Regions from separate parts of the Mus musculus genome. Here region 2 is linked to region 1. A link is a loop called in an ENCODE intact Hi-C map of the cell type or tissue named here. Cell type or tissue: gastrocnemius. All regions are shown on one strand. Each heading gives the region's core, and the rest is flanking DNA. Links, peaks and the distances in the headings are about the cores only.

What was found. Peaks named below come from ENCODE experiments on the same cell type or tissue, not always from the same donor. Only the 100,000 strongest peaks of a DNase experiment are listed, where the experiment ranks them.
Region 2: a loop joins it to region 1, with 2.4 times the contacts of the local background. A loop is called at or near these places in 18 of 42 quality-filtered maps.

What each region holds. Positions count from the first base shown.
Region 1 is chr8:95,131,232-95,141,885 of GRCm38, forward strand. It overlaps Kifc3 (kinesin family member C3), which reads right to left. Exons shown (of 22, transcript NM_001372314.1): 2 at 6,684-6,888; 3 at 3,486-3,628. The coding sequence starts at 6,849. It overlaps Gm31036 (a long non-coding RNA gene), which reads left to right and starts at 6,886. Exons shown (of 3, transcript XR_001778639.1): 1 at 6,886-7,175. In gastrocnemius, for the core only: a CTCF peak has its summit at 4,203 (motif pointing right); DNase peaks (open chromatin) are centred at 6,819, 7,085 and 7,295; H3K4me3 peaks cover 2,399 bases; H3K27ac peaks cover 3,951 bases.
Region 2 is chr8:95,198,748-95,209,401 of GRCm38, forward strand. It overlaps Gm31277 (a long non-coding RNA gene), which reads left to right and starts at 2,423. Exons shown (of 3, transcript XR_387940.3): 1 at 2,423-3,725; 2 at 5,544-5,793; 3 at 5,898-6,264. It also overlaps a transcript of Kifc3 not described here. In gastrocnemius, for the core only: a CTCF peak has its summit at 5,393 (motif pointing left); DNase peaks (open chromatin) are centred at 3,605 and 5,385; H3K4me3 peaks cover 465 bases; H3K27ac peaks cover 1,084 bases.

The DNA of each region.
Region 1 (10,654 bases), core at 1,062-9,061:
TTTGCCTTCAGACGGGAGCAAAGGTCACACTATTTCTGGGCTGCTGGCTGAAGCACAGGAAGGACAAACGTCCCTGGGGGCTGGGAATTTCTGCAGTGTCCTGGAGGTACCACTCGGTCTTTAGTGCCTGGAACAAGGCTGGACTGACTGAGCCTGTGACCTGCAGGTCACAACCCTGGCGTGGCGCACACTTCGGCGTACATCCATACCCATAAACTTGGCAGAGCTCTGCAGGGGCCGGAGGGACATGGACGTACCGGCTTCTGAATGGAGCGTCAGTAGAACTGCTGAGCCCAGGCCTTGGTAGCAGCACCCCATAATCAAAGCTCGAGAACAGGGCCACCACCCAGCAGAGCTGCAGCTCCTGACCACAGCCTCCAGATTTAACTTCCCTCTGATTTCCTTAACCATTGTCTCGCCAGACCCACTCTCCTCAAAGACCTCACAAAGGAAACAAGAATGATCTCTCAGAAGAATCTCACGAGTACCAAGAAACATGTGGAGACAAAGGCTGTCCCTTACATACCATCATCCCTGGGGTCCTGCCCAGAGCAGCAGCCCAGGACTGCACCCACTGGAGGGAGGCTGGCTCAAAGGTATTCGTGTCCCCCAGAACCCATCCTGCCCACCGCCTGCACTTGGCTCTGCACAGCGGCTACCTGGAAAGGCAGGATGTGTGTGTGCGGCAATCAAAAGCTCAGAGAAAAAGCCAGGCATGGTGGCTTCTGCCTAAAACCACAGCACGTGGGAACATGAGTATCTGCCACGAGTTCCACACAAGCCTAGACTACAGAGGAGGGTCCCTGTCTCAAAAATATAAAGACTAGGAGGGATTATGAGTCCTTCTCTTAGGGGAATCTTGACAACACCCCCATAACCCTGGCACTTCATGTTCCGAAGCTGTGTTCCTGGTACTTCCTGTTTGTATTCACACATGGGAGGTCACTGGTGACTCTCTGGAGCCTCTATTGGGCTACCATCCCTACTTCCCTTCTCAGCATCCCTGCACCGGTCTAAGGACACATTGGCACAAAGCAGCCAATCTATAACTTGCTGTTCAGCAAACGCACACATTAACGCACTAATACAGGGGTCTGAAGAGACCACTCAGCAGCTGAGAGGGCTGGCTGCTCTGCCAGAGGACCCAGGTCCAATTCCCAGGATCCAGAGGTGGCTCGTGGCCATAACTCTAGTCTGAGCAGATCTGATACCCTCTCCTGGCCTCTGTAAGCAGCAGACATAATACATAAACACTCATACAGATAAAAATAAGTCCTTAAAGAATATAGTAATGCAGGCACTGGAGAGATGGGCTCAGCGGATAGGAGCACTCGCTGCCTTGGTACCTAGGTTCAGTTCCCAGCACCCACATGGGAACTGGGTTCATGGCAGTAACTAGTTCTAGACATAGAGCCTCAGCAGATTTGCTGACAGTCTGTAGAGAACCTAGGTTCATTTCCCAGCACCCGCATGGTAGCTATGAGGATCTGATTCCTTCTTCTGGCATCCTTGGGCAGCAGGTACCAGATACACATGGTGCATACACAGATACGTAAGCAAACATCCATACGTGGCAAACTAATGCAGCTGGGTGTGGTGGCACATGCCTTTAATCCCAGACCTTGGGAGACTGAGTTGTCAGATCTCTGAGTTTGAGGCCAGACCGGGCTAAATAGCGAGATCCTAAACTAACAAACTAATGTTGGCCAGTAAGATGGCTCGATGCATGAAGCACCTGACACCCTGAGTTCCCATCCCCAGAGCCTATGCAGTAGGCAGACTGACCCTCACAAGCTGTTCTCTAACCTGCACAGGTGCACTGCGCTGTCCCCACACCCACGTGTATACACAGTGTAAGATCAGCATCATGACTTGAACGTGAAAGGAGCACACTGTGACCAGAGATGACACACAGGGCAGACAAGGAGGATTTTACCATCACCACCATAATCACCGTTATTACCCGGTGGTGATGGGATGAGACAGCCAAGGGCTCTAATACTACACGCACACAAGCAGCCTGGTTACAGTTTATGGGGAAATCTTAAGTAGAATGCATTGGGGTAGGGGAATGGACGGAGTTCTCCATAACTAACGTGTATGAAGAGATCTCAAAGACGGCCATGAGGGAAACAGCAAGCCACAGAATAACGTGAAAAGTAAATATAAATAGCATACCACTGGTGGCGGTAAAGAAGGATCGATAAGTGGATGAAGATGAGCCTTCCACCGTGGAGTTGCAGAAGGACCAGGAGGGACAGCCAGCTTCTAGGGACCGTACTGACAATTCTTTGAATTCTTTGCACCATTTGGAGTTATTTGTTTATTTGGGGGTTGTTTGTTTATTTTGTTTGTTTGAGACAGAGTTCTCTAGGTAGCCCTGGCTGTCCTGGAACTGGCTCAGTAAACCAGACTAACCTCAAACTCAGAGATCTGCCTGCCTCTTCCTCCCTTAAAGGCAGGCATCACTATCACCATTACCTTTTATAATATTTTGTTCACGCCTCTGTATTCCATTTCTGTTTGGTAGTTCAGATCTCAGCTTACTGTGTGACCAGCAGCAAGCTGCTTAACCTCTCTGAGCTCTGATCCTCCGTGACCTTGCCTATCAAATTAATACAAAACAGGGCTGGAGAGATGGCTCAGTGGTTAAGAGCACTCACTGGCTGCTCTTCCAGAGGTTCTGAGTTTAATTCCCAGAAACCACATGGTGGCTCGAAACCATGATGCCCTCTTCTGATGTATCTGAGGACAGCAACAGTGTACTCATATACATAAAATTAATTAATTAAAAAGATGTTTTAAAAAATTCTTATAAAACAGTATCTTTCTGTTGAGACATGAAATCTAATGCCTGTATTCCAAAACTGTATTGCATAAAAGCCACTAACTCTTTGTATTATTTCTACAATCAAATCCACCTGTTACCCAAGTATACAGTAGGCATGTCTTTTGAATGTCAATGACAACTGGAAGGGAAAGCATCTCCCTTTGGACTCTTTGTGAGACAGTCTCTGTATTCCTGGATGGACATCCTAGAACTTGCTCTGTAGATCAGGCTGGCCTCAAACTATGCCTCTCCCTGCCGCCTTTAGGAGTAAAGGCATGCACCACACCCAGCCTGGCCCTCTTTTGATTCCTCAAACAAACAAAAGCACAAAGGCCTTGTCCACACAGAAATAAACAGCTCTCCCAAACCAGCCTATTTTCCCAGTTTCTCCTCCAGCTCTACAAATCTTATCACAGGCCTCGCTTCCCACCTCAGCCAGGGTGTGGCTGGGATACTCCTGTCACCTCAGAGATCTTCCCTGGGATAAACTGTAATGCAGCCTATTGCAGTCACTTGGCTATGGGCTGCAAAGGACTAGTCAACAGAACCGGTGCCTGGCAAATAAGTGCCCAGCTTTTCTCCCTGCTGGACCCAACTGCTGGAGCTCAGAGGACCAAACTCACCCTTGCCCCTGCATCCGATGGCCCGGGCTTACCTGCACTGTCAGGTAGAGTCTATGGGGACTCCTAGGGCCAGGCCAGTCCACGCTGAGGGCTCGACACTGTGCAAGAGACGGGCGAGCTGCAGTCCGAGAAGTGGAGTCTTCCTCGCCACTGGGTAGAATATCTTTTCCACGCCCTGTCTCAGTAAAGACAGACAGACAGATATGATGATATATTTGGCTGCTGGCCAAAGCAGGCTGAGCTCAGCTTTTGTGCCCTCCAATCTGCCCAGGTATGGCCAGCAGGGCCTCCTGTGGCCTCAATAGGCTCTCTCCATACAGGTAGGGTCAGAGTAGGGCTGCCTGATCCCTTACCAAAAAAAGACCGAGATTCTTTTTTTTTTAATATTTGTTTATTTATTTTATGTATGTGAGTACACTGTAGCTGTACAGATGGTTGTGAGCCTTCATGAGGTTGTTGGGCATTGAATTTTTAGAACCTTTGCTCACTCTGCTCAACCCCGCTTGTTCCAGTTGGCCCCTCCGCTCAGTCCTTGCTTGCTCCGGCATCTCACGGGCCCAACCCTGAGATTCTTTTCCGGGGGGGGGGGTACCCAAGACCCTGCCAGGGACTCCCCAGTTGCTACAGTGGCTTTGGGGGTCCACAGTTACTCATCAGCTCCCTTCGCAGAGAGCTGTAAGAGGAAGCCAAGACACTTGAGTGAGCTGTACATCATGGGCACAGAGCTTTATTATCCAGGCTGCCTCTAGGTGGCAATTTCTCCCTTGCCTTAATTAAGACCAACCCCACACTGGGTAGCCTGGTCCCTGCTAGTTCTAGAAGTGTACCCAGAACGGCTAGAAGTGTTTCCTCTGGGGCAGGACACCCCCTTCCTCTAACCTGGCCAGGGTGGGTAACAACACTAGCCTTAGGGAGAAATGACACAGCCACAGGCTGGAGAGATGGCTCATCTGCAAAGCACACACTGCTCTTGCAAAGGACTGGAGTTTTGCTCCCAGCACCCACGCTGGGTGATTCACAATTGCCTGTAAGTCCAGCTCCAAGGGATCTGACACCTCTTACTTCTGTAGGTACCTGTACTCACGTGCATTTAACCACACAGGTGAATGTACACATAAATTAAAACTAAAATAATACATTTGATTTATTTGAAAATAAGTCAAATACATTGATTTTTTTTTAAGAATCAATTAAATGGAAGCTTTTTCACCAGGCACTTGGATTTTTTTTAATCCTAGCCCTCAGAAGCCTGAGGCAGGCAGATTTTTGTGAGTTCAAAGCTAGCCTGGTTTACACAGTCAGCTCCGCGCAATCAAAGCCCTGTGGTTTTTGTTTTTTTTGGTTTTTGTTTTGTTTTGTTTTGTTTGTTTTTGCTTTTGCTTTTTGTTTTGTTTTTGGTTTTCAAGACAGGGTTTCTCTGTATAGCCTTGGCTCTCCTGGAACTCACTCTGTAGCCCAGGCTGGCCTCGAACTCAGAAATCCACCTGTCTCTGCCTCCCAAGTCCTGGGATTAAAGGCGTGTACCACCACTGCCGGGCTTTGCTTTTGTTTTTTTAAAAAAAGGCACAGCCTTGACCCTGGGATAAACTAATTAACATCCAGAGGGTATAACCCCTTAATGAGGCTCAAAGAACACCAGGAACAGGAAGTCCCCACACTGACAAAAACCTGAAGGACCCACAGATATCAGCCTTTAGGACAGTGATTACCATCACCACCACCCAGGCAGGTGGAGGACGTTCTCTTGTCCGGAAGCCAGAAAACCAGAGACCTTGAATAGCTAACAGGCCTAGAGCTACACAGGGCTTGTATTCAAACTAACCAGCCCTGTCCCTTTCACAATGACAGTAACACCAGCAGGGCAGATTTGGAGGGGACTGGGGTACCCTTGTTGATTGAGGCTCTCTCTTGGGTGCCAAGCCTGTGCCTGCCTCTCACACACAGGTTTCACTTGATCTTTATCTTAAATTTATAAAGTGGTCAATAAGTCGCTAACTCACACACACTCACACACACACACACACACACACACACACACAAAGAGCTCAGTACGTTGTTTTTCTAAGGTTAAAAGATATTTACCCAGAAAAACCACATTCATCTCTATTTTATTCACACCTGGGGACAACCTTGTAGAGACCATCCTTTTCCCCTTTTAAACAACCAGCTCTGACTGGCCCAGAGAGCTCTGCTTTGCCTGAAGGCTCCCAAAGTCTAAGGGGGTGGCAGCCCCAGGCAACTATAGAAGCTGGGAGATCTTCAAAGCACTGCCCTGCTGCCCACTGGCAGAGTGAATGTGTTACAGCTAGAAAGGGAGAGGGGCCATCTCTGTGTATCGCCTCTTCTCTATGCTAAGGGGCTTACATCCCATGGCCTCATGACCCAGAGGGCCAGGCTGGGAATGTGGACACATCCCTGTAGGTCAGGAGCAAAATGCAGCAAACACCTGAAGGCAGTTCTCCAGGATAACCCTCCCTTCCTTCCCACACAACCAGGGCACCCTGCCTGCTTGCCCACACAGAGGTAGGGAAAGGGTCAGGACGGCTCCTCACACTCACACCCGGCCCCTACCCAGAACAGAGGAGCCGCTGGCTCCTTGACAGTCTCGGCACCTGGGACATGACCCAGAAAGCTGCCTGCTGACAGTTCCCTAGGGTACAGCAGCGGCCCAGGCTCCAGGACCCTCTCACCTGAGACCTGCTGGTACGATCGTTTTTGAAAGCAGTCATTGGCTGGCTGACACCTAAAACCCAGGACCTGGCACCCCCAAACCCTGCTGGGCGACACTCTGGGTAGCCTGCACTCACTCCTCATTCCTGTCCAGGGCACTCTGGTAGAATCGGATGTCAGTGCCGAGCAGGGCACTCAGGAGGTCAGCCGCTTCACCTACCTTGTTTACCGCCTTCAGCTGATATTAGGGACCACCCCAAATGAGATCTCAGTGTCCCTGACCTGGTTCGGCTGGCGGGAACGTAGCTGATGCCGCGGTGCTATGGACTGTTAAAGTTTAACCGGCTCCAGCCTTCTCCTCCTCCCAGGCTGGACGCAGGGAAGGAGCACCCGGTGACGCTGCGCTGCGCTCCACGCCCAGCCGGCTCTGGGCTGCTGGCTACCCTGTAATTACCTGACAGCTCTGACTGAGTTTAGGAACCGCGAGAAGCCTCAGTCTCATCTCTGGGATCTGGAGGAAGGAAGGGAAATGAAGAGGCATTCTAAAAATGCGGACTCACCAGTTCTCAACCTCCCCTGGCCGGTGTGTGGGAAAGGGCGGGCGGCTGGGCTGGCTGGGGCGGGGCGAGCCATCCCGGGCTTGGGCTCCTGGACCCGGCCCACTCTCCACAGGCCTCGCAGTGAAGGCGTGGCTCCCAAGTTCCACGTCCTGCGAGAGGGGACCATGGCCCGGGGCTCAGTAACCTCTTCTGGGTGCCGGGCAAGCTGCGGAGAGAACAAGGGGAAGGGAGCTTTAAGAGGAGTGGGTAGTCCACATGGCTGTACCATCTGGAAGGGTCTGCAAACAAGAATCACCTGCTACCCAGAATAGCCTCCGAAAGTGTAGCAACCCCTGAGGACCCTGGACCCACAGGAGGGTGCTTGGCACTGACCATAGCATCTGCGAATGGGCCAGGAGCAAGTCTGCCACCCACTGTGAAGATCGACAGAGGACACACGAGGCAGTAGCCCCACATATGGAGGAAGCTCCAGGACTATGCCTCCAACCAGTGGTGAGTTTAATCCTATTCCTCTGCGAGGTCTCATTTTCTAATTAGACTCGGCTGCTTGCTTAAGTCTCAGCCTTCGGGCTGCATCCCAAGCCAGTGGCCCAGCAGCTAAAGCTCTGAGTATTAGCATCTCACTGAGGAGGGGCTCAGAAGGGGCTGGCTTGGGGCCAGGGGCAAGCTGGGTTTACATTCAGCAAATTCTCAGGGCCAGTTCATTCATACATTCAAGTAACTCAGTCTTGAGGGTGTGTCAGGCATCCGGCCAGGCATTCATTCAGCTCCTAATTCATAATCATTTATTGAGTGCCTACTATGTGCTGGGCACCTGGCAGAAGTCAGTGACCTCAAAAGTCCAGTCACAGTGTTAGGTAAAGGTTTATTGAAGTGATGACACAACCCTTTAATCCCAGCACACCCAAGGCAGAGATCCCTCATAAGTTCAAGGTCAGCCTGTTCTAAGCAGCAAGTACCAGGAGAGCCAGGGCTACATAGTGAGGCCCTGTCTCAAAAATAACAAATTTCAAAGTATGGACAGGTCATAGGGAGGTCAGAGGGATTCCCAGGCACCATGTGGTATGGGAAGTGTAAGTGTCCTGGGAGCACTGCTATGGGAAGTGTAAGTGTCCCGGGAGTACTGCTATGGGAAGTGTAAATGTCCTGGGAGCACTGCTATGGGAAGTATAAGTGTCCTGGGAGTTACCATCTTCCCCACTGGGGGGAAAAAAAAATCTTTATTGTGGACCTACTGTGTGCAGAGCAGCCTCAAGGATATTTGAGCTGACCAAACTTTTGCTCCAGATTCAGGCTGTGACACCAGGCATAGAAGTAAAGTCAGACTAGAAAGGCATCCTGGGGTTTGAAGACTGAGATGGGCACCCAAGGGACTTCCTACAGAGCTACCTGGATTGTGGGCTATTTTCAGGTTCCCCACTCTCACTGCACTGACCATTTCCTGCCGAGCAGCAAGAACATGTGTTGAACAGGGTCCAGCCCCACCCCCTGGCTTCCTGAGAATCAGGGGTTCAACCCACATGCTATGCCCACATGATCTAGTATAGCTTACTAAATGGATAATCCTGAAACCTGAAATGCATGTATACACACACACACACATTTACATGTATATACATATACATGCACATGTGTGCACATATGTACACGTACACACACACAAACCAAAGTCAGGCTAGCCACCAAGACTCAGAGCTAAAGGTCACTATTGCGAAAAGTGGGGTATAGTCTGCAAGGTGGAGTAAGAGGGGATTACTCTTTATCAAGATTAATGGTATTAAGTAAGGACAGGCGTGGATGGGGTTGGAGGGTCGGGGTTGGGGGGAGCAGTCCCTGAAGGCCAGAGGTCTGAGAGTGGCAGGAGCTGTCAGCGCATACACGAAGTCCTCAGAAGCGGCTGGAGAGCAAGTAGGAAGGGCAGGACAGTCAGGTAGCCATAGCCAACTAAAAGAAAGCCCTAGGGACCTCTTTAACAAAAGCAGGGAGAGCCAGCCAGGTACAGGGGCTCACACCTACCTTCCCTAGCACTCAAAAGGTTGCAAGTTCTAGCCAGGCGTGGTGGCACACACCTTTAATCCCAGCGCTCGGGAGGCAGGGGCAGGCAGAGTTCAAGACCAGCCTGATCTACAGAGTGAGTTCCAGGACAGCCATGGCTATACAGAAAAACCCTGCCTCGAAAAAACAAAAAGAAAGGTTGCAAGTTCCAGACCAGCCTAGGTTGCAAAGCCGTTTCAAAGCGACTCAAGGGACTGGAAAGGGCCTAGGAGGCAGCTGTTTCCTTCTTAGAGGGAAGTTCAGCCAGGATGATGAGGAGATGGAGCTGAGAGAATATGCTATATAGAACAGGGGAGAGGTGACATGTAGGGGTAGACAGAGGTACAGGAACAATGCATCTAGAGACAGGAAACAAATAGCAAGAATCTGGAGTCAGAGACTGAAGACTTTTGATCTGATGCTTTTAGGGGCAAGTACTGAAGACAGTGGGTCATGTCTCTTCCTCCCCTGACTGAAGACAAGTCAAGTGTGGGGTACTCACTGGGAGAGGACAGGAATGTGGGGGGAAGGGGTCAGAAAGATGCTGATCAACCCCATCCCCCATCCCATGGATGCCTTGAGATGGGTGTAAAGTGGGAGAAGCCAGAGGAGCAGAGAGCAGATACAAATGCCCTACCCAGGTGGCCTGATGCAGTGCATGAAGCCGACCCTGCAGGCCAGGGGGTGAAGCTGGGAGGACCATCCTCTGTGGGTGCTCGTACCAAGCTGAGACCATGACGGGCAGAGGATTCTAGGAGAGATCAGCTCAGTCAAGGAGGTGGGGGAGCATATTTCTGTGCTATCAGGAAGGGAAGTTGGAGCGGCAGCCTGGAGAAAGAGGAAGGGTGTGTGCTAGGTCCCCAAGAGGAAAAGGCAGCTGAATTTAGCAGCTGGAAACCCGGGTGTGAGGTCAGGAGTATCAAGGAATCTCAAACAAGCCCAGGGTTCTAGGCCAAGAGACAAGTGCATCATCTCCTTACACAGGTGTTAGGTCTGGGGTCCTGGGACCTCTAGTGACCTGGAAATCATGCAGTAGAGCTATGGGCTAGGTCAGACCTTGGCTCCGCCACCTAGAAGAATTAATTACCTGCTCTTTGCCTTATCATCTTCATGTATCAAGTGGTGAAAACTGTACTTCTCAGGGCTGACATCAGAAAATACACATATGAAGTATGGACACAGGCAAAGGGCCCAAGATGCTGCTATCTCTTGGTAAACTGTCCCATTGGTGGGTGAATGCGGAAGCTGTTTGGGGGAGGGGCATGTGCTTCTCTGGGTTTAGCTAAGGATGGTAGATCTGCCTTCCTCCTGTCTTAAACCAGAGACAGGGCAAAGACTCACTCTCTCTCTCTCTCTCTCTCTCTCTCTCTCTCTCTGTGTGTGTGTGTGTGTGTGTGTGTGTGTGTGTGTGTGTAGACCTCATAGTCACCTATACACCACTGCAGGGGATAGCTTAGTTCTCCTGGGTGAGCATTTGGGGGAGGGGGCATGGCTAGACTGGGTTAGGGTATCCCTGGCACACACATGTTCTGGTGCATCCAGATTTCAAATTTTCTGCTCTCTGGTACCCATACAGACAGCAGAACTTACCATCCCCAAACCCTGAAGTCCAACCACTCCAATACACAAAACCATTCTGGGACTGCATTCCTAGCAAATGACTCTCTCTAGCCAAGGAGACTGCCCCTTTATGAAGGGCATGGGGAATAAGTCCTACCAGACTAGGAAGGGCATTTACCCAGTCTGGGGCAGAAGGACACTAAGGAAGGTGAAGCTAGGGGTAGTCCCAAGGCCCAAGCTTGAGAAATGCATTAAAGTGTGTGTGTATGTTTTGGAAGGGTGACAAATACTACTTAAGAATTTAAATCCAGCTTCCTCTTTAAAATGTCTCAGGACCCGGCCTTTCACTGTGTCAGCCAGAGTTCTCCTGTTACTTG
Region 2 (10,654 bases), core at 1,186-9,185, 68 kb after region 1:
GACAAGACAAGATCAGTAAAGAAATGCACATAGCAGTCTGACAATTCAGAAGAAAAGGAATCAATCTATTAACCCCTCAAACCACTACAACTCCAAGAGGGGACGGAAAGACTCAGTAATCTTATACCTATTAAAAGGAATTGAACGTCTAGTTCAAACACACCCCCACCGAAAAAGATTCCAATCCTTATCAGATACTTAAAGAACATATTAAAATGTGTTTTTCATACTGTCAGAAAAATAGAGGAGGCTGGACATGATGGTGCACGACTTTAATCCTAGCCCTCAGGAGGCAGAAGCAGGCAAGATCCTTGTGAATTCCAGGTCAGTCCTGTCTACATAGTGAGATAAGATCCGGTCTATGAGGAGATAGCCTGTCTCAAAGAAGAAACTAACTAACTAACTAACTAACTAACTAATTAACTAAAACACCTGTAAAGTGGGATTTCCGCAGATGAGGCGTCCCTTCCTTTGAAACTCAGAAGCATCTGAAGCCAATTTTAACTTCAGTTTTAATTAATTATTTAATAACTATTTTGAGACAGTGACATAGATCTCACTATGTAGTTCCGGCTGGCTTGGAACTCATTCTATAGACACAAACCTTTCCACAAAGGTCACCGGAAGGCTGTTTCTCCCAGACCCCAGTTAAACACTGTGCGCTGAAGCATCTTCTCTTCTTTTGAGAGTTTGTTTTCTTCTGCTTGTACTTTCAAATTCAAGCCGTGCTGTGTACCCTCACTCCCTCTTCCAAAGACATAGGTGAGGATATTGAAATGGCATGGATGTCTTTTAATTCAGAATGGGGGGCGGGGGATTCACCACAGAGAAATTTCTAGCACACTGAAGCCCTGCCTACTATATTTGATTCAAGCCCCAGCCCACCCTACACATAAAAAGCTCACAAAGCAAAAAAAAAAAAAAAAAAGTCACTTAATGAAATGCTAATTATAGTTCTTTCCATTCAGCTCTCAGAAACAGACCCCACAATTATGCCCTCCACATTGACCTTAGAAATTTCCCTCATACTCCGAAGTCATGCCAGGAGTCACAAGGGGCAAACAACCGTAGGTAACTAAAATAACTAATAATAAGGTTGGCTTCTTTTTTTTTTTTTTTTTTTTTTTTTGAAAAACACGGCAGCCAAGTGTAGTGTTACAAACTCGGACTTGGAAGGTGGGGATAGGAGGATCAGAAGTTCAAGGTCACCCTTGGTGATAAAGCAAGTCTGGGTTACCTATGGCCCTGTCAGATGGAGTAAGGAAGGGACTGGGAAGAGAGTGCAGAGGTTAAAAACAATCGCTGCTCTTCTAGAGGACTGGAGTTTGCTTCCCACACCCACACTGAAATGCTCACCGCTGCCTGTAACCCCAGCTCCAGGGAACCCAATAACTCCAGCCTCCAGTGGTGGCCCCTGTACTCACATGCACACGCCTCCGCCCACGACTGCTGCCGGCACACACTCAGTTCTGACGAAAGTCTCCTAGTCCTTTCTTGGAAACCATGGAAAGGCGGAGTGAAGTGTAGAAAGACCAAACTAACTTGAATGACACAAGCTTACGTACTCCCCTTTGTCACTGAACCCCAGCTCCTCTCTAACTATAGTGCAGTTTCTCAATCCACACAAATCAAATACAGTTGGCCAGAGCCAGGGTTCCCAAGGAAACTGCAGGCTGGAAGGGCAAAGGGTCCATGGATAGGAAACCTCTTTCCTAAAGGTGAAACAGTTCCATGGGAACCTGAAGTGTTGGTTGGCAGTGTCTGCAGACACGAAGAAAAGGTAAATGAGGTTCTGAAAGCCCATCTGGCAGGAGGGGTGGGTGGGTCTCCTCAGGCCTGCCTGTGCCTAGCAGCTCCATATACAGCAGTTTCTTCCACCGTCAGATCTCAGTTAAAGAGGCATCCCTTGCTGGATAGTGGTGGCGCACACCTTTAATCCCAGCATTCAGGAGGCAGAGGCAGGTGGATCTCTGCACTTGAGGCCAGCCTGGTCTATAGAGTGAGCTTCAGGACAGCCAGGGCTACACAGAGAGAAAACCTGTCTTAAAAAAAAAAAAAAAGAGAGAAAGAGCCCCACCCCACCCCCCCAAACCCCCAAGGCCTTTCTCTCCATGCCTATTTACTAAGTGTTTATTGGACTAGACACTTATGAATGAATTCAGAAGTGGCTCTCTAGTCCCAGGGAAGAACCTGCCCTAAGGTCCTAGCATGTCTCTTGAGTTCTTTTTTAAAAAGATTTATTTATTTATTATATGTAAGTACACTGTAGCTGTCTTCAGACACACCAGAAGAGGGCATCAGATCTCATTACGGATGGTTGTGAGCCACCACGTGGCTGCTGGGATTTGAACTCATGACCTCTGGAGGAGCTTTTAACAGCTGAGCCATCTCTCCAGCCTCAGTCACCTGAGTTCTTATCTTGTTACTCTCTGGAGGCTCCATGGGAGCCCAGATCAACATTCCAGGCACAGTGCAAGCCCTGAAAAATGCAAGCCAAAGGAGAGAGGAAAATGCTGACCCATGCCTACACATGAGGCAGGAGGATGGAAGTGTGGCAGCCAGATTGGGCTATGTGGTGAGTTCAAGGCCAGCCTGGGCTCCCTCACAAAAAGAACAAGGCAAAACAACAATATGAACAAGCAGGATCGAATGCCGACTCTCTCGGGAAACACCAAACCGGTTCAGAAGCCTGTATAACGCCAGCAAACCCATCGGGAGCTTCAAACACCCAAAGGGACAGCATTTGCCCCAGCTTCCCTGGCACACTGCACTTTGATTCAGTTTGCAGAAGTTTTAGTTGGAGATGCAAAGTGACCCGAGTACTGATGGGCTCATCAGTGCTTGACCTGGCCCAAAGGAAGCAGGGCATTCTGCATTGGGAAATATTTCTAGATAGCCAGGGCCACCCCCAAACGGCCCTCTTTCTCCATTCCCATGACATTCTGCCCATCCAGTGCAAGGCTAGCCTAGCTGTCTACCACGAAGGCCACTTCAGGCCGATCTCCAGTGACTGAGCCAAGGAGAGAGGAATTATGTCGTCAGCCTCATCAGTGGGGGCCGCCAGAGGAAGAGGGTTCCCAGAGCAGCAGAACTGGGGTAATTAAGCACACTATAGCTGCGTGTGTTGATGAATGTCTTTAATCCCAGTTGCAGGGAGGTGGGGGTCGATCTCTGTGAGTGAGAGGCAGCCTGGTGTACATGATGAGTCTAGGTAGGCTAGCCAAGGAGGAGGAGGAGGAAGAAGAGGAGGAGGAGGAGGAGGAGGAGGAAATATTAGTGTATATTCTGGAAGAAGAAGACCATGAAGATGGGAAGGGGAGGTTATCAGTTTGGGGAGTCACGGTGCTAGCAATGGAACCCTGACCTTGTGTGTGCTGGGCGGTCAGGTCTATCATTTCCCTAGATTCCCAGGCCTGGGGAGGTCTTTATATTACTCTGATCAATGCTGTGGGCAGAGTAGGGCTGGGGACTATTCTAGAGTGGGTCCCTTTAGTTGAGAGATTATTACCTAAAAGCACTGCATGTCCATCCATTTGGAATGTCATTATGCTAAAAGGCCTTCCCAGGGGCCTGTGAAATGGCTCAGCAAATAAGAACACCTGTCGCCAGGCAGAAGGCCAGCGTTTGGTCCTCCCAGGGCTCGTGGGAAGGAGAGAACTGTTTCCTACCAACTGGCCATACGTCCATGTGTGATCCTGCGTGTGCAGAAGCACGCATATACTCAAGTAAGTACATGTTAATTTGAAGAAGCAATCCCTGAAATCTCAGCCCTCAAAGACAAACATTTAATTAAAATCTTTTTTTTTTCTTCATGACCTGATAAGTAACTTGAGCCCCAGAAGCATAGCGAGCGAGCCTCTAGTCCCTGCCAGAGAAACCCGTCTTACCTGAAACCTCTCTCTGCCTCCCCACCTCCTTCCCACTGCCCCACGGCCCGGTCCTCACCTTATTCTGCCGTGTGACTCCAGTCTCCACTTCTGGCCTGTCTTTGTCTCTGGAGCTCCAGGAGCCTGCCAGGGTCCTCTTTCCAAACAGCTGCTCGGCCCAGAACATTGCCTGAGCGAGCTGCCTTCCCGACTGCCCTACAGCCTTCAGGCTAAAGTCCAAATTCCTAAGCAGAGCACCTCCCTGGAGGCTCGGCAGCCGTCCCCTCCTTCCTGCCCGGTGTCCTTTAGTTATCACTCACAACCAACCAAGACTTCAGAAAGCACCGTCCAACCAACAAGGACTGGAACACACTGTTTTGAGCCTGCAAAAACCCCCGTGTCTTTCAGTGTCTAGTGCTGTCTCACCACAATCTTCCCAACTTGACATTCCAGGGGCTAAAGCGGGAGGATTTGAAGTTCAAGGCCGGCTTGGGCCAAATAACAAGTTAAGACCTTGTGGCAATAAACAGAAACAAAACCAAACCCCTTCCTTTTTAAAATCCTGTCGCAAAGAGTGGGGGACCATGGTTCAGAGCAGAGTATAGGCCTGGTATAAGTGAGGCCCTGGGCTCTGTCCTCAGCACCATAAAAGCAAGTCCCAATCTTCACACAGCTGATTACAATCACTTCTATCAGAACAGCTCATTTATGCCGTACTTGTGTGGTCTTCATTGCTTTTCTTTCTTAGGGGAGGGTGACTTTCTATAACCCTCACCTCATACTCTCAATTTTCTCTGGCACCATGCAAAGCAAAAGTTATCTGATCATTGCTTCTACTAAGTTTTTCTGTATTTGTTATTTTGGTTTGACGAGACGGTCTCACACTGAAGCTCAAACTGGACCAAAACTGTGTAGCCTAGGCTGGCCACCAGCTCACCATAATCCTTTTGCCTCAGCCTCCTGAGTGCCGGCTGGAATTGAAGGTGTAAGTCACCATGATAGGCTATTTTAAAATTTTTGTTTTGCACTGGGAAGTGGTGGCTATAGGCAGATCTCTGTGAGTTTGAGGCCAGCCTGGTTTACAGAGCTAGTTCCAGGAGAGCCGGACTTATACAGAGAACCCTGTGGTGAAAAAAAAAAAAAGAAAAAGAAAAAGAAAGAAAGGAGAGAAAAGAGAAAGAAAATTGTTTTCCTGTCGTCGTCCCGTCCCCCCCCCACACACACACACACTTCTTTTTTAGACAGTTCTGCAAGGCCAGGAGAGGGGAAGCCTGAAGAAGCAACCACAGTGCTCCTTCATGGCAAACCCCACTCTTACTTCAGATCTCTGCTCCTTCCTGGATGGTGTGATGATGTTGGAACAGATTACTGGGAGAGATATATGAGGCTTTTAATTACTAATTTCCTCGTTTTTGAAACAAAATTTTTGTAACCTTGACTGGGTCCCGTTGTCTCCAGCCTAGGCTTCCACACGCCTAGGGTCTCTGGGAATGACAACCGTGATCTTGGCGCCACCTAGTGGCCGTTTTGAGGAAGTGGTCGCGGAGGAAGGGAGGGGGGGAACCCACCAGCTCAGTTGCCAGCCAGGGAGGGAACCAGAAATTAGGACAGGTCTACAACGGACAAGGCAATTCTTGTGTTTTCAATTAGCCTCTCTGTCTGTCTTCCTCCCTTCAGGGTCCCACTGTGTGGCTGAGGATGAATGACCCCAAACTTCTGATGCTCTCCCCTCCCCTTCCGGATTGCTGGGATCGCAGGTCTGCACCACCAGGCTTAGTCTCCCGCCTTTTTGTATCTTTTTGAGACAGGGTCTCACAAAGTTTCCCAGACAAGCTTTGAAGCTGCCATCCTCCTGCCTCCGCAAATAATGACGACTTACAGATCTACCGTTTTCTGTCTTACCTCACTGGGATCTCATGAAAGCCAAGTGCGTTTAGAGTGACAGGAACCACATCGCATGCTGTTGAAATGAGGTCACTTTACGCAGTTGTTTCACTGTCCAAACTAACTAATGCCACTTTGTACTGACAGGCATGGGTGCACAGAAATGACAGGGGAGAGGCACAGCCAGTGAATGTCGTCTCCAGACACCTCCTCGGCACAAATACAACCAACCCGAAATTGACTGACATGAGAAACCACACGAGGAAAGTGGTCAGCCTCACTATGGCACGAGTTTGGAGCCAGCTCTGAAGAAAGGGGCTGGGTCTCTGGGTACAGGTGTGTCAGAAACTGGTGCCAGAACACCCTGAGTTATGGGCCACGGACTTCTGAGGCAGGCCTGTACCTGATTTTTGTATTTTATCTTCCATTCAACATATGCCCCGACCTGTAAATTCAAGAGCCGGGCCTCTCCTGCGGCTCATACAGTTACATAAAGGATAACATGTTCTACTTAGATCAGCTCCATTTTATCTGATAAATCAAGAAAGAGTTTGAAAACACAATGTTTTGTTGGGTTCTGTGGTGCTGGATCAAACCTGGGGCCTCAAACACTCTAGGCAGGGGCTCCACCCCTCAGATACCCAGAGTGGATAAACAATTTATCTATTTATTTGTGACAAGGGCTCATGTAGCCTGGGTTGATCCTAATAAGACCTCAAATTCAATATGTAGCAAAGGCTTGCCCTAAATCTTTACCTCTTTACCATGAGACACTATGCCTGACTCTTAGTCTTTATTTTATAATTTCCCTCTCTTACATCCTTATTCCACACACACACACACACACACACACACACACACACACACACACACACACAGGCTTTTCTATATAGGGTTCCCTTGTATAACCCTGGCTGTTCTGGAACTCATATTCACCTGCCTCTGTTTCCTTCCTGTCTGTTTATTTGTGTGAGGAGGGATGTGTGTGTCATGGCGTGTGTGCAGAGGTGGGCATTCTCTTGTTCTCTTCCATGTGGGCTCTAAGGATCGAACACGGGTCCTCTCAGGAGCTATTGGACAAAGAGCACATTTACCTGCTGAGCCATCTCACTGGCTGTATCTACTGTATTCTTTGAGAGAAGATTTCACTACGTTCCCTAAGTAGTGTCTAACTAGAAATCCTCCTGTCTCAGCCTCCACAATGCTGAGATTATAGTCCAAGCCCCCATTGGAAAACAAGTCTTAAATGAGTAAATGTACGCTATACCAGGGCTTAAATAGCACTGTAACCCAGTACAAAATCATCAGCTTGGTAAGAAAATCCAAGCAGGAGCACACTCACAAAGAATCTCGGGGCTTGTAGTTTAAAATACATTAAATACACATGAAAAATTACCCTCTGTGTTCCTGCCATTGAAATGTAAATGTGGTCTCATTCTCCCAACTCTGCTGCCGGGGCCTGAAATTCCATTTGGAATTCCATCTCCCCATAGACATCAAACTCATTACCTCTCTTCTCGTTGATAAGAATGCCCTGCCTGAGGCTTTTTGCAAGAATTCTTTTTTTTTCTGTAACGAACGCTCAGTGGCTCAGGCTTGTCTTTTCCAGCCTGCTGGATGTAAGTGTCCCCTGATTAATGGACCTGCCAGCTCCGAGGGCTGATAGCACACCCGCAAAGGCTCAGCTGGAAAATGTCATTTCTTATCCCTGTTGTTCAAGGCCTTCCCTTCCACGAGTTCTGTGAGCCTCCAGGGACGCCCACTATTTCATGTGAGGGTTTTGTTAGTTGTAAGGGTCACCTTATTAGTGACAAATTGAAGTAGATCATTGAATTATTTAACTCAGAAATAATTTCTTTTGTCAGGCAATGTGATTTGCATGGCAAGCATAAGCTCACTCCCATTTCCCCTTTCAATTCTTACACTGCAATGTAACCATTTAAACTCACAGATTCACCACTCTAAGCAACCTCTTGTTTTAAATATCTGTTTTTATTTTATGACTGTTTGCTTACACATACTATGGGCGCCATGCGTACGTTTGTTGCCCTTATAGGCCAGAAGAGAGTATTGAATTCCCTAGAACCAAGATTTCAGGCAGTTATGAGCCACCATGTAAGTCCTGGGAACCCAGTCTGGGTCCTCTGCAAGAACACAGCAAGCACTCTTTGTTGTTTTTACGATTTATTTATTTATTTACTTACTTATTTTATGTATGTGTGTACACAGTCACTGTCTCAGACACACCCAAAGAGGACATTGGGTCCCATTACAGATGGTTGTGAGCCACCATGTGGTTGCTGGGAATTGAACTTAACCCCTCCCACATTATTACACTTCATTTAGTGTGTGTAGCTGTAACAACATGTAAGAATGGGGGTCACAGGATAACCTGAAGGGCTCTCCCCTCTTACTGGGTGTGTCCCAGGGACCAAACTCAGGTTCTCAGATCTGGTGGGACTGCCCACCAAACGATCTCGCCAGCCCCCAACATCATTATTTTTTTCTTTCTAGATTCCACCTAGAGGTAACTAAAGGCTTGTGTCTTAGGGTTTCTATTGCTGTCCTAAAACACCATGACCAAAATTAACTCGGGGAAGGAAGGGTTTATTTCATTTTACAGCTTGTAGTTAGTCATCCCGCAAATCCAGGGCAGGAACTCAAGACAGGAACCTGGAGGCAGGAGCTGATGCAGAGCCCGCGGAGGGGTGCTGCTTACTAGCTTGCTCCCCATGGTTTGCTCACCTACTCTTTTGGTTTTTGTTCTTGTTTTTCAAGATAGGATTCCTCTGTGAAATCCTGACTGTCCTAGAACTAGCTCTGTAGATCTGGCTGGCCTTGAACTCAGAGATCCACCTGCCTCTGCCTCCCCATTGCTGGGATTAAAGGTGTGAGGTGAGGAACCACCCAGTTTTTCAGCCTGCTTTCTTTCTTTTTTTTTTTTTTCTTTTTCGAGACAGGGTTTCTCTGTATAGCCCTGACTGTCCTGGAGCTCACTTTGTAGACCAGGCTGGCCTCGAACTCAGAAATCCGCCTGCCTCTGCCTCCCGAGTGCTGGGATTAAAGGCGTGCGCCACCACGCCCGGCTCAGCCTGCTTTCTTATAGTACCCAAGACCAACAGTCTAGGGATGGCACAACCCACAGTGATCTGGGCCGTCCCCCATCAATCATCTGGCAATAAAATTCCCCACAGGCTAAATCGGTGTGGGCATTTTCTCAAATGAGGTTCCTTCTTTGCAAATGACTCTAGCTTATATCAAGTTGACATAAAGTTAACAGGTACAGCTTTCAATAGTAGAGTTACTCGAGATGAAAAAAAAATAGTTCTTCAGGGCTGGTGAGATGGCTCAGTGGGCACAGGCTAATGCTGCAAAGCCTGGCCGTCTAAGGTAGTTCCCAGGACCTCCATGGTGAAAGGGAAGACGTGAGCCCCAGCCTCCTTACAGAGGACCACACATATGCACATCCTATACCTATACAAAATAAATGAACGGGTGTAAGAAAAATATAGTGCTTTAGGGCTGGAGAGATGGTTCAGCGGTTAAGAGCACTGACTGTTCTCCTGAAGGTCCTGAGTTCAAATCCCAGCAACCACATGGTGGCTCACGACCATCTATAATGAGATCTGATGCCCTCTTCTGGTGTGTCTGAAGACAGCTACAGTGTATTTACATATAATTAATAAGTAAGTAAATAAATAAATAAAATATAGTGCTTTAAACAAGCCCTGGTGGGCTTACTCTGTGATGCAGCACATGGAGCACTTGCCTAGCACACAGGGACCATGGGACCGGTCACCAACACCTTGCAGACACTGAGTCAAAGGCATGGAATCTGTAGCAATAGATACAGAGCAAAAACCAAGGGCCTGTGCTTTGACACTTTGTTTTGCCTACACTTGTATGTAACTGCTGCTGATATTCAGTGGCAGAAACAGAGCTTTCTGACTCCAAATGAGTGGAATCAGGGGATGCTTCACACGGGTGCAGAGACGTCATTATTCTAGGGAAATGACGGGCAATTGAGTAGAATAATTTCAAGAGGATTGAAGACTAGTGATCCTAAAGTCATAAGGCAGTGTTTTATCCTGAAGTTGTGTTCCCTGGAGTGAATGAAGTATGGATGGAACTGTGCTGGGGTCCAAGCAGGAGCTGGCGAGCTGGCAAGCTGGTGAGTTAACATGCTTGCCATCTTATCCCCAAAGCCTTGGGGCAAGGAAAACTGTTCTCTAACCTCCATGCATGTGCCTGTACCAACAGATATCACTCACACACACACACTAATAATAATAATAATAATAAATAACTAAGGCAAACCCTAACTGGGCATAATGATGTTACCCCTGTGGGCCCAGCACTTGGAGTTTGAGGCAGGAGGATCCTTTGTTCAAGGTCAGTTTAGGCTACAGAGGGAGACCCTTTCTCAAAACAAAACCAACAAAATGGCTTCTTCCAGTTGCCTGAAGAATATGGCTTAGACTTTCTTTTCTTTCCTTCCTCTCTTCATTTCATTTTTTCATTCTTTTTTCTTTCTTTTTCTTTCCTTTTTTTTTTTTTTTGGACAGTTTTACTACGTAGCCCTGGCTGTCCTGGAACTCAGTAGTTCAGGCTGGCCTCAAACTCACAGAGATCTGTCTTCTTCTGCCTCCCAAGCACTGGGATTAAAAGCATGCACCACTATGGCCAGCAGACTTGCTTTTGTAAGTAACCCAGACCTGAAACAACATGATTCTGCCCACTTGACCTGACACCTCTGTCAAGTTGCTGCCTCTCAACACTGTTAAGAATGGCAACTACATAGCCGGGCATGGTGGTGCACACCTTTAATCCCAGCACTCGGTAGGCAGAGGCAGGCAGATTTCTGAGTTTGAGACCAGCCTGGTCTACAAAGTGAGTTCCAAGAC